Regions from separate parts of the Homo sapiens genome. Here region 1 is linked to region 2. The links are chromatin loops, found by intact Hi-C in ENCODE. Cell type or tissue: CD4-positive, alpha-beta T cell. All regions are shown on one strand. Links, peaks and the distances in the headings refer to the core of each region. The heading gives the core; the rest is flanking DNA.

What was found. Hi-C counts contacts between places; a loop is a spot of excess contacts. Peaks named below come from ENCODE experiments on the same cell type or tissue, not always from the same donor. Only the 100,000 strongest peaks of a DNase experiment are listed, where the experiment ranks them.
Region 1: a loop joins it to region 2, with 4 times the contacts of the local background. A loop is called at or near these places in 8 of 110 quality-filtered maps.

Annotation. Positions count from the first base shown.
Region 1 is chr2:177,545,114-177,550,440 of GRCh38, reverse strand. It overlaps IFT70B (intraflagellar transport 70B), which reads left to right. Exons shown (of 1, transcript NM_152517.3): 1 at 1-1,443. Among named protein-coding and RNA genes, the nearest start is that of IFT70B, 5.0 kb to the left of the region's middle. In CD4-positive, alpha-beta T cell, for the core only: no CTCF peak of the experiment used is centred there; no DNase peak of the experiment used is centred there.
Region 2 is chr2:177,204,432-177,209,819 of GRCh38, reverse strand. No RefSeq gene overlaps it. Among named protein-coding and RNA genes, the nearest start is that of MIR4444-1, 5.6 kb to the left of the region's middle. RefSeq lists an enhancer at 4,669-5,388. In CD4-positive, alpha-beta T cell, for the core only: no CTCF peak of the experiment used is centred there; no DNase peak of the experiment used is centred there.

The DNA.
Region 1 (5,327 bases), core at 1-5,000, 340 kb before region 2:
GACCAAGCACTATCTCAGTAATAGTTAAGAGTAGTCTTTAAATAATCATTTCAGGGATTGTGTGAGAGTAGTCTCACAATTTACACTCATTAATTTGTAATGCATACTTTTTATATAGACTTTAGGATATTTTGGCAGTGTTTATTCATATGGATATAATTCTTTACCTAACCAAAATTCCTTAGGTTATAAGTGGTTTTAACGTGCAAAAGTCAGTAAAAAATTTTGTTGCCTTAACAAAATTATGGTGCTATAATGTAGAGACAATGAACGATTATCAAAGAACAAATTTCCCTGGTTTTCTTTTGTTCCCTTTAATAATTTAAATATATGAACAAGATACACTGTTACTATTTTCCATGATAACTTTTTAAATATCTCTGTGAGAAATAACAGAGCTATCCTGAGAACTCAGGGGTTTGTTTAAGAGACACAGGTTTTGTTATGTTTGTTGCCCAGGCTAGTATCCAGCTCCTAGGCTTAAGCATACTCCCACTTCAGCTTCCCAAGTAGCTGGGACTACTGGCACAAATCACTGGGTCCAGTTCTCAGTTCTTAATTCCTACCTTTGTGTTTGCAATTTAGGATATGCTGGCTGTACAGTGTTTCCATGTTGTAGCCTCTTGAATAAGGAAAAATCTCAGCCACCAGGTCTGACCAAAAAGGTCAATTCTAAGTTGTAATGTTCATTTCATGTCCGCAACTCCCAAGAGTTATTTGGAGTTCCCACTGGGAACCACATGCATTCTGATCAGGCATTTTATTTTCTGAACCTTACAAGAGCCTTACTATTTGATTTCCCACTCCTCACTCCTCTCTTCCCACAAAAAGTAACTGTCAATCCTAACTTGACCTGGCTTAGAAAAATCAAGTGTATTAGACTGAATCATATGCAGTTGTTGATTTTGACAGTTTTTGATGTACAAAACTAGCAGTTTCTCATAGCTCAACCTAGTAGCTTTCTTCTGAATGATAGGGAACCTCTGCCATAATGAGATGATTTTTTCCTTCAAGGAAAAGGAACCACTTAGCCACATAAGTACTGATAAGAAACATGCTCAGCATAATTCCTCTGTAGCATGACCTCCTGAGTGCTCAAATTGTATTATACCAGGAAATTTGGCTTATTGTGAAGTTCAATGGTTTTGAATTTATGGCATTTTAAATCTTAATTATCTGAGCTGCTATCATTTACCACTGATGCTTTAGTCTCACATGTGGAGGACAAGCAATGTTTAGTGACCTCTTCACTGCATCCCATAGCACATTCAATGTCTGGGAAATGTTCTTTGTTTGACAACTTCTGTACTAAAAGTGTTGCTGCAGTAGCTTTGTGCCCCTGTCAGTCTTGGTAGCCCCTTAAGATTTGGAAAGTAAATGAACTGAAATCTTGTTTTCAATGGCCATATTAAAATTCTTTTTTTTTTTCCTGTTTCTTCTAAACCACACTATTTTCTTTAGGGGGAAAAAAAAGCATAAAGTGTAACTAATGTTAACCACCCAAAAACAAATGTTTTCCAGATTCCCTTTTGCAAATAGCCTGGTCTTTATTTGGCCACAATTTATTTACCCAGGTGCTATGTGTTTGTGGTTTTCATGTATGTGTAATTTAACTTTTCAGAACATAAAAAGCTTTTCAGAATGGTTTTTAACCCCTTGCTGCTGGGCATTTGGGATTTCCTGCTTAGTAATGTATAAGGAAATCCTGACTGCTCACACCACTAAGAAATAAAGGTGAACCATGCCATTTGTCCCCTTCCTTACCCTGGCTCTCAGAGAGGAACCCACCCAGATTCAGATTGCTGCTGGCAACAACAAAGTCTTATGAACCACACAGAGTCAAGAAGTCTGGTGCTGAGGCCTGGGAAGACAGGGCATTCCTAACTCCCCTGGCACTTGTTGTCCTTATTTTCAGGATATATATCTTTAAAACTCACATTCAAAGTACCCTGCTTTGCTTCTTGATTCTAAAAAGAAAATGACTTCACAATGACCCCATATTTTGCCATTTGAGTGAAAGCTTCTGTACCTAAAACTCAAATGAAAGCTTTATTCTGTGCTCCTAGAGTACATAAAGCGCTAAAAGCACTTTTCTTGACAACAATGAGTTCATTATGGAAATATAAGGAATATTTTAAGATTTCTTCATAATACCTGCATAGTCTATTTTAAAGGAATCAAATATCGAGTATTTCATCTTAAGTCAACCCCTTGGTCTCCACACAGGCACACACAAAATAGGAATGTGTGCTTATACACAAGTAGTTATATTTGTTTTCTCAGGAACAAGAACTTGATCTCTCTGTGCAGAACCAGCAAGCACAGACTCCTTTGATGGGTGGCATGACATGCCTGTCAAAGGATTTTTATTCCTCACGACAGTCCCCCTTTGAATGTGGCCTCAGCTGCAGAATGGATGTTTGCCCCAATACCATCTGTGAAGGTCAGGTGTGGTGGCTAACTCTGACCCATTCATGAGAAGCAGACAATTGGGAACTGGGATGACTGTGTGGGGATGAAGGTGGGTCATCTGGCAATGGGATAGCTGTCATCATAGGAGGGACACTCCTAACCTGAGGGGTGTATGGCCTCACAGGCTTAGAGGAGCACCTCAGATGGAATCCATACAGAATCACAGTGATAGGTTTGGCCCAAGGTCAGAATGATTTGTTTAGAGAGGGCTATGGGATAGATGCCCAAATAAATATACTTATTAGGAAATGTGAAATTAGAAAGGGTAAATGGCTTGGAGGGGAAGCTTTAGAAGTAACTTTCTGACCCCTCTGCCCTGTAATCCTCATCTGGGCTCATTTTCTCCCTGGTGTCCTGGAGGGTTAGCAGTGTTGGAAGTCTGACTACAGTTAAGCAGAGTGAGACTACCTAAACAACCTAACTTTAAAAGGATAACATCACTAAAGAAAGACTTCACAAGTGAGTATCAGGATTTTCAAATATAATTTTTATGTTTCAGGTTCCCTTTCTTCTTTTTCTTAATGACTCTGGGTGATCTGGAAAGACCTAGAGGTTGTGTTTCTGAGAGTGTTCTCTGCCACAGAGTAGTTTCCTGGTATTAGTGTGACTTGCAGCTCATTCTGCACCATTCACTAAATGCCTCTTATCCCTTGTTGACCTACCTCTGGGACTAAAGTGACATGTGGGTTTTCAGTAGTTTTCAGTTTTTGGGCTATGCCCTTTGTATTCAGTCAAACCACATTTTGTCATGAGCCAGTAACTCTTGGGTTTTGGTTGTCCAACTACATAATCACCATGACTGTAACCATCAGATTCTAAACTGATACTTTCATTCCAGTTATATATACTTTTTGAGTACCCTAATGTAGCTCAAACCCTACAGCAGCAACCTGAATCCTTAAATTAGTACTTTTAAGGAATTGTGACTTTCCTAAGGTCCTAGATTGTCTCTAGGTTATAATAAAACATTTCTTTAATCTCAAACAGTTCTTTCAATTTCCAGTCTCCCAATGGAAGATGTATAACTTATAGAAAAAGATTGTCTTATATTTTTAAGTGCAGCTCAAATAGTACTATATTAAAGTTATAAAAATGCAAATTTATTAACTCCATCAGATATTTCCTTTTATGAGTTTCACATTAAACCCACAAAATCAGTGCAGGATACTGTGGGTTAAACATTTACACAGCAAGACAATATCTGAGAAAAAACCTTTCTGGCATTCTATGGCATGTGGTCACAAAGAGAGCAGCTTCTACTCTGTAGGAGAAAGAGACTCCATCTTCTTACTTGTTGTTGGGAAAAGCTGAGTGTTGGGAGAAGCTGAGGCAGGGTTTGCATTTCTGACATAATGTAAAAAGAGTCCTGGAACATGTCCGGGGGCCAGGGTCTAAAACCCCTCGTGGCCTTTGGAACACTGAATTCTGTGCTAAAGGGTGGAAGACTACCCTGACGCACCATCATCTAAGCCCAGGGCATAAAACCCCTCGTAGATTGGAAAGAATCCAGGGCTCAGGGCATAAAATCCCTCATGGCCTCTGGAATGTGTCTAGACTTGCTGGCTCCTTGCTTCTAGCCCTCCCAGGCTCCTAGATCAATTGTGTCTTAGAATTGGCCATATAAATGTTAAACCGTCACAGCTGTAAATCATGTGCTTAATGCAACGCTCCCTTTCAACCCCACATTCTCACCATCTGTTTCTTTGTTTGATCACCAATAAACAGTCTGGGCTTCCAGAGCTCGGGGCCTTTGCAGCCGCCATACTCGCGTTGGCCCCCAGACCCACTTTATCTCTCAAACTGTCTTTTCTCATTCCTTTGATTCTACTGGACTTCATCACCCCGATGACCTGGTGTTGGGTCTGATCACCCCAACACTTGTGCCCTTCTGTAGAGGACAACAACTAATAATCTACTTTAAAAATACATTCTGTGTACATCATAGTCATCCAGCACAAGTAGCCTACAGCAGTGAAGCAGCCAGCACACAGGTACTGGAGTTAGTCACCTGGCTCCACAGCCCTGCAATGCCACTTCCCAGCTACTAATGGTGGGTGCTTCTTAACCTAACCAAACTTCAGTTTTTTTCACCAGTAAAAAGGGGATGATACCACTTACTTCACAGGGTTGTTGTGATAACAATGCTACCTTCTTGCCTGTCTGGCAAAAAAGGATGAATTAAAAAATTAATTATATAATAATCAATTCTAGGGTAGTGTTCAGCAAAAAAACACAGACTCATTAGAATCACTGAGACAGAGTTGAAAGGGACCTCAGAGTTTTTCACTATATAAAAGAAGAAATGAATAGGGAAAGTGACTTGAAGTTCATTGAGAAAAATGAATCACACCCAAAATGTCCAAAATAGAACCTTATCCACTGCTTCTTGTATTTAGAATCCTATCTTCTAAGTTACTTTACAGTGGTAAAATTCTGCCATTTTCAAAGAAGAGCAGCTTCATCTATCTAATGTTAGCACAATGAGGTACAAAGGACATGGCAAAACTATGCAAGGGTGGATTTCAGAGCTTGTCCATCAGGCAATACCAGGCCCAATCAACAGACCACATCAGAAAATGCAGTAGAAAATGGATTTGAGTCTTTCAAAAAGAGAGACACGCCCCTGAGGCCAAACATAGGCAAAAGGAAATGTGATGGCCGGAAAGTTTCATTTCTTTTTCTTATAGGGTAGCACAGGAAACTGTAGTAGTAGCTTTATCAGGATTTCACTGTGGCAGCAGAAAATGTTAAGTAAACATGATTACTTGTTTATCTGACATAAATGCTGATTAACTGAATAAAAAGCGTATTTGTGGCCAAAATGTAAAAATATAAGTTGGACAACTGTATGTCAA
Region 2 (5,388 bases), core at 140-5,139:
GAATGAGGGTCCTAGGGTGAGATGGGTGGCAGACAAACTTTATAATCTATATCAGGCCCTCTCCTTTATATCATGACATACAGAAAATAATCATTTTTGTACAGCATAGTAGGGTAAACTAGAAGATATTTGGAGGCATCTAAGTGGTGGTAATGTTTTAAGCATCTGATTTTGATAAAATACAAAGTATTAGGAATGATATTAAATATTGAATTTGCATAAAACTTTCAAATTAAAATTTTCCGTGTTTTTTAGTGATCAACTTGAACTTGTTCCTGTGAATACATTTTGATATTAGGTTTTATGGTTGAAGTGGCTTTATGCAGTTTCTGATCTAGACTTTTTTTTTCTTGAGACAGAGTCTCACTCTGTCACCCGGGCTAGAGTGCAGTGGCATGATCTCGGCTCACTGCAACCTACCACTCCTGGGTTCAAACAATTCTCATGCCTCAGCCACCCAAGTAGCTGGGATTACAGGCCCATGCTACCATGCCCGGCTAATTTTGTTTTTGTTTTTGTTTTGAGACAGAGTCTCTTGCTCTGTCGCCCACGCTGGAGTGCAGTGGCGTGATCTCTGCTCACTGCAACCCCTGCCTCCTGAGTTCAAGCTATTCTCCTGCCTTAGCCTCTCAAGTAGTAAGGACTACAGGCGTGCATCACCACGCCTGGCTAATTTTTGTATTTTTAGTGGAGACAGGGTTTCACCATGTTGGCTGGGTTAGTCTGGAATTCCTGATCTTAAGAGATCCGCCCGCCTTGGCCTCCCAAGGTGCTGGGATTATAGGCGTGAGCCACTGTGCCTGGCTGGAAGAAGGTAACTCATTTTGTTTGTTTTTGAGACAGAGTCTCGCTCTGTCACCAGGCTGGAGTGCAGTGGCACAATCTCGGCTCACTGCAACCTCCGCCTCCCGGGTTCAAGTGATTCTCCTGCCTTAGCCTCTCAAGTAGCTGGGACTACAGGCGCTCACCACCACACCTGGCTAATTTTTTGTATTTTTAGTAGAGACGGGGTTTCACCACGTCAGCCAGGATGGTCTCCATCTCTTGACCTTGTGATCCACCCGCCTCGGCCTCCCAAAGTGCTGGGATTACAGGCATGAGGGAAGAAGGTAACCCTTAAAAGGGAGGAATTGTAATAAACTATAAGCTTTGTTATGTGCCATTATATTCAGAATATACCAAAGCTTTATTTTCTAAAATCTTGATTTTTAAATAAGGAGTTTATAAAGTAAAACACACACAAAAAGTCTTTCCCCACAAAATCCTATTACATAGATTTGACCATGATCAACAACTTATTACATATCCTCTCACATTTTCTTGTTGGCCTAATCAATGCTTATATATATGAAACAAACATATTTGTTTTATTTTTACCAATGTATGTCTAACTATCCAGATTGATTTGAAATTTCCTTTCTCTTCCACTTAACAAAGTTATTTACCAAACTCTTACTATGTGCCAGGCAATGCTAGGTGCTGGAAATTCATCATAGTCACTCACATTATTGAATACTACTGTATACCTTGTAATGGGCCACGTACATTATGTTCCTGATTTCATTCCCTTAATAAACTTAGGAGGGTAAATTCTCCCTAATCTGGGATGTAGGAAAGTTGAATACATTGACTAAAATTATATAGGCCCTGCAAGTAAAGTGCTGAATTAGAATGTCATATAATCACTGTATTTACATTTTAATATTCTTGAAGGTAACAACCTTTTCTTTAAAAATCTATCATACATTTGTGTTGTTCACTATGTTTCTTATGTTTCCAGAGACCACTACAGTGATTGGCTCTGTAGTAGGCAATTCACTTATTTATGGAATATTCAACATTAGATATATGAATCATGGATGACATATTTTGGGTCCCCTTCAGTGCCCTGTTGGACCTTGATATGGTTTGGCTCTTTGTTTCCATCCAAATCTCACCTTGAATTGTAATCCCTGTAATCCCCACATGTCAAGGATGGGACCAGGTTGAGGTAATTGAATCATGGGGGTGGTTTCTCCCATGCTGTTCTCATGATAATTAGTGAGTCTCGGGAGATCTGATGGTTTTATAAGCATCTGGCATTTCCCCTGCTTGCACTCATTCTCTCTCCTTCTGCCCTATGAAGAGGTGCCTTCTGCCATGATTGTAAGTTTCCTGAGGCCTCCCCTGCCATGTGGAACTGTGAGCCAATTAAACCTTTTTCTTTATAAATTGCCAGTCTTGGGTATTCATGGCAGCATGAGAACGAACTAATACAGACCTACTGCATAATTTGTGGAGCCATGTGCAAAATGAAAATGCAGGGTGCCGTGTTCAAAAATTATTAAGAATTTCAAGACATGACATCAAAGTATTAAGCCAAGCCAGGACCCTTATAAGTGCTGGACTCTGTGCAACTGCAAAGGTCATATGCCCGTGAAGTCTGCACAGTGCCCAGTACAGTGCCCTGTCTAGAGCAGGTACCTGGTCTCTTTTCAGAAATTTATTCACTTGCCATCTTGTATTTACTTCCACTTTCTTGTCAGCACTCATTTCTAAAGTGTTCCTAATCTAGTTTCTGTCACAGGCTGCCACTCATTTCTTAAGTGTTCCTAGTTTCTGCCACAGGCTATCGAAATTGTTTTTCCAAGGTCACAAATGATTATCTGTCAAATTAATATCCCTATTCTTAAATGTTAATCCTTCCTGACCTAGGGATCAACATTACTGCCTGTTCATCCTTTTTTTTTTTTTTTTTTTTTGAGACAGAGTCTTGCTCTGTTGCCCACGCTGGAGTGCAGTGGCACGATCTTGGCTCACTGCAACCTCTGCCTACTGGATTCAAGCGATTCTTCTGCCTTGGCATCCCAAGTAGCTGGGATTACAGGCATGTACCACCACACCTGGCTAATTTTTATATATTTTTATTTGTTATTTTTTGAGTTGGAGTTTTGCTCTCGTTGCCCAGGCTGGATTGCAGTGGCGCGATCTCGGCTCACTGCAACCTCCGCCTCCCAGGTTCAAGTGATTCTCCTGCCTCAGCCTCCTGAGTAGCTGGGATTACAGGCACACGCCACCATGCCCAGCTAATTTTTTGTATTTTTAGTAGAGACAAGATTTCATCATGTTGGCCAGGCTAGTCTCAAAACTCCTGACCTCAGGTGATCCACCTGCCTCAGCCTGCCAAAGTGCAGGAATTACAGGTGTGAGCCACCACACCCGGCCCTGTTGCTTCTTTTTGATGTTTTCCTTTTTTGTCTTTATTAAGGACATTGGTTTTTCCCTTTAGTTCATCACTGCTTCCTTCTGGATCCTTCCCTTTTTCGTTTTCTCTCTCCTCTTGTTTCCATAAGGTTTTGTCACACTGAGGTATAGAACTTCCTGAGAAACTTTGTGAAATGCACCCATTGTTCTCCTACGAGTGGCCACTTTCCCTGGGAAAAGTATGAGGTGGTGTAAGTGCGTGAGAACTCTCAGGGGATTTGTACATGCCTCCTAGGAAGCTAAAGAAGAGGTTAGGCCTGATTAGTGTATTTGTTAAGATGACAAGATATATCACTTCCTTCTCCCAACACACACACACACACACACACACACACACACACACACACACACACACCACAGTTGAATGATTTAGAGATTGAGGAGGTAATTTGATACAAAAAGTATTAAGGAGTCATTCACAGGGACTTACGTTCTCTTTCAGACAAATCCCAATTTGGAAGTCTGAAAAGGCTGAAATCTTTTTAGTAGGTGCTTTACAAATGACTTTCACATAAAACTTTGATTAAATTAATTAGTTACACTTTTCTCTTACTAACTTGTCTTCTGTTATAAGAGTGTTGGCCATGACCCTTACAATGGGTAAGGAAAGGTGTCACACCTCCACTTTTTTCCCCATAAAATTGACCTTTTGAAGAGATCAGGACAAATGAATTTGTAGGATGCTTTACATTTTGGGTTTATTTGATTGTTTTCTGCAGGTGCGATTTAACTAGATTCTCTGTCTCCTTCATTTCCTATAAATTGGAAGGTTAAATCCAAACTCTTATTAACTTCAAATTAATCAGGTTGAGCAAGAGTATATCAGAGGTGATGATGTGTAGTTTAGATTGTTGTGTCACATTACGCGGCACACAATATCAGATTGTCCCGCTATTTGTGATGTTAAATTTCATCAAAGTGGTAAAACCCTCCTTTGTAATGAGAAGGTCATCTCTGAGGTGGTACTTTGGTCCCATGCAAATATTGGACCCCAAAACAACCTTTCCCATTATGTGTTAGCATTTTTGATCACCCTTGACTGAATTATTATTTCATTGGGGATGACAGAATGATGACTTTTCTAATTATATCATTTCTTCTACATTTATTAGCTAGCATTTGTAAACACACACACACACACACACACACACACACACACACACACACAAAATGTCTCTTCACCAACTGGGAATGAACTACAATTCCTCCTTAAAAGACAGGGTAGGTACTTTAATTACCAATTTTCAGAATAAGAAGTTAGTATAACAGTCACCTTCAAAGGTGGCAAATTATCTTTTTTCTCTCTCTCTCTTTGAGTATCACTATAGATTCATGGGTTTTTATTTATTCACTGTTTTATAATCAATTGCAGTCATTATTCCTTTTGATATTTAAATTGCCCCAAATTTGGCCTCTATGTCCTTTTGAGTTCTCTGTCAGGTGCATATGAATTTTATTAATCAAAACAAACTCTATATGGTGGAATTTAGGCAACATTTGGAAGAGATTTGGGGATGAGGAAAGGGACAGAGTGGCCTCTAAATAGGTAGGCTATCACTGCCAGCAAGATTGTCCTTGGAGTCAGCCATCGTAGGCACATCTCGACCTGGGAGTCTTTTCTTCCTTCACATTTAAGCCCCAGATTTACAAAAAAGCTCCATTGTTTTCTGTAATTAATTGGCAGTGAGAGACCAAAATTACTGTATGAATGTTTGGCTCATTTGTAAATTAAGGCCTGCTTATCTGTGTAGGAATGGTGAAGATAACTGTAACCCAAATGTAATTCATTAAAGGGAAATACTCATCAGTAGCAATATCGGATATTAAATGAGGAAAATATGTTAGTATGTAGTGACATGAGACTTCTGACTGAGATGTGAGCAAGAAAACAGATCCACGGGACCCTCCACACACAGAAACTGAGCTGTTCTGTGCCTTGTTCGTTTGTGTCCTGCTGAGTTCACATTAACAAATGAATCCCAGAATCTTAGCTCTCCCTGGGAGATCTATGTCTTAAGAAAATTTCTTGTGACAATAATACCTTAACCCAAAGCAAACATTTTCAAATGGTGGGAATAAGAGTCAGTGAAGCAAGTCAGTGGAAGAATTTGATTTTGGACAGAAACTCTTTCAGCAAGTCACACC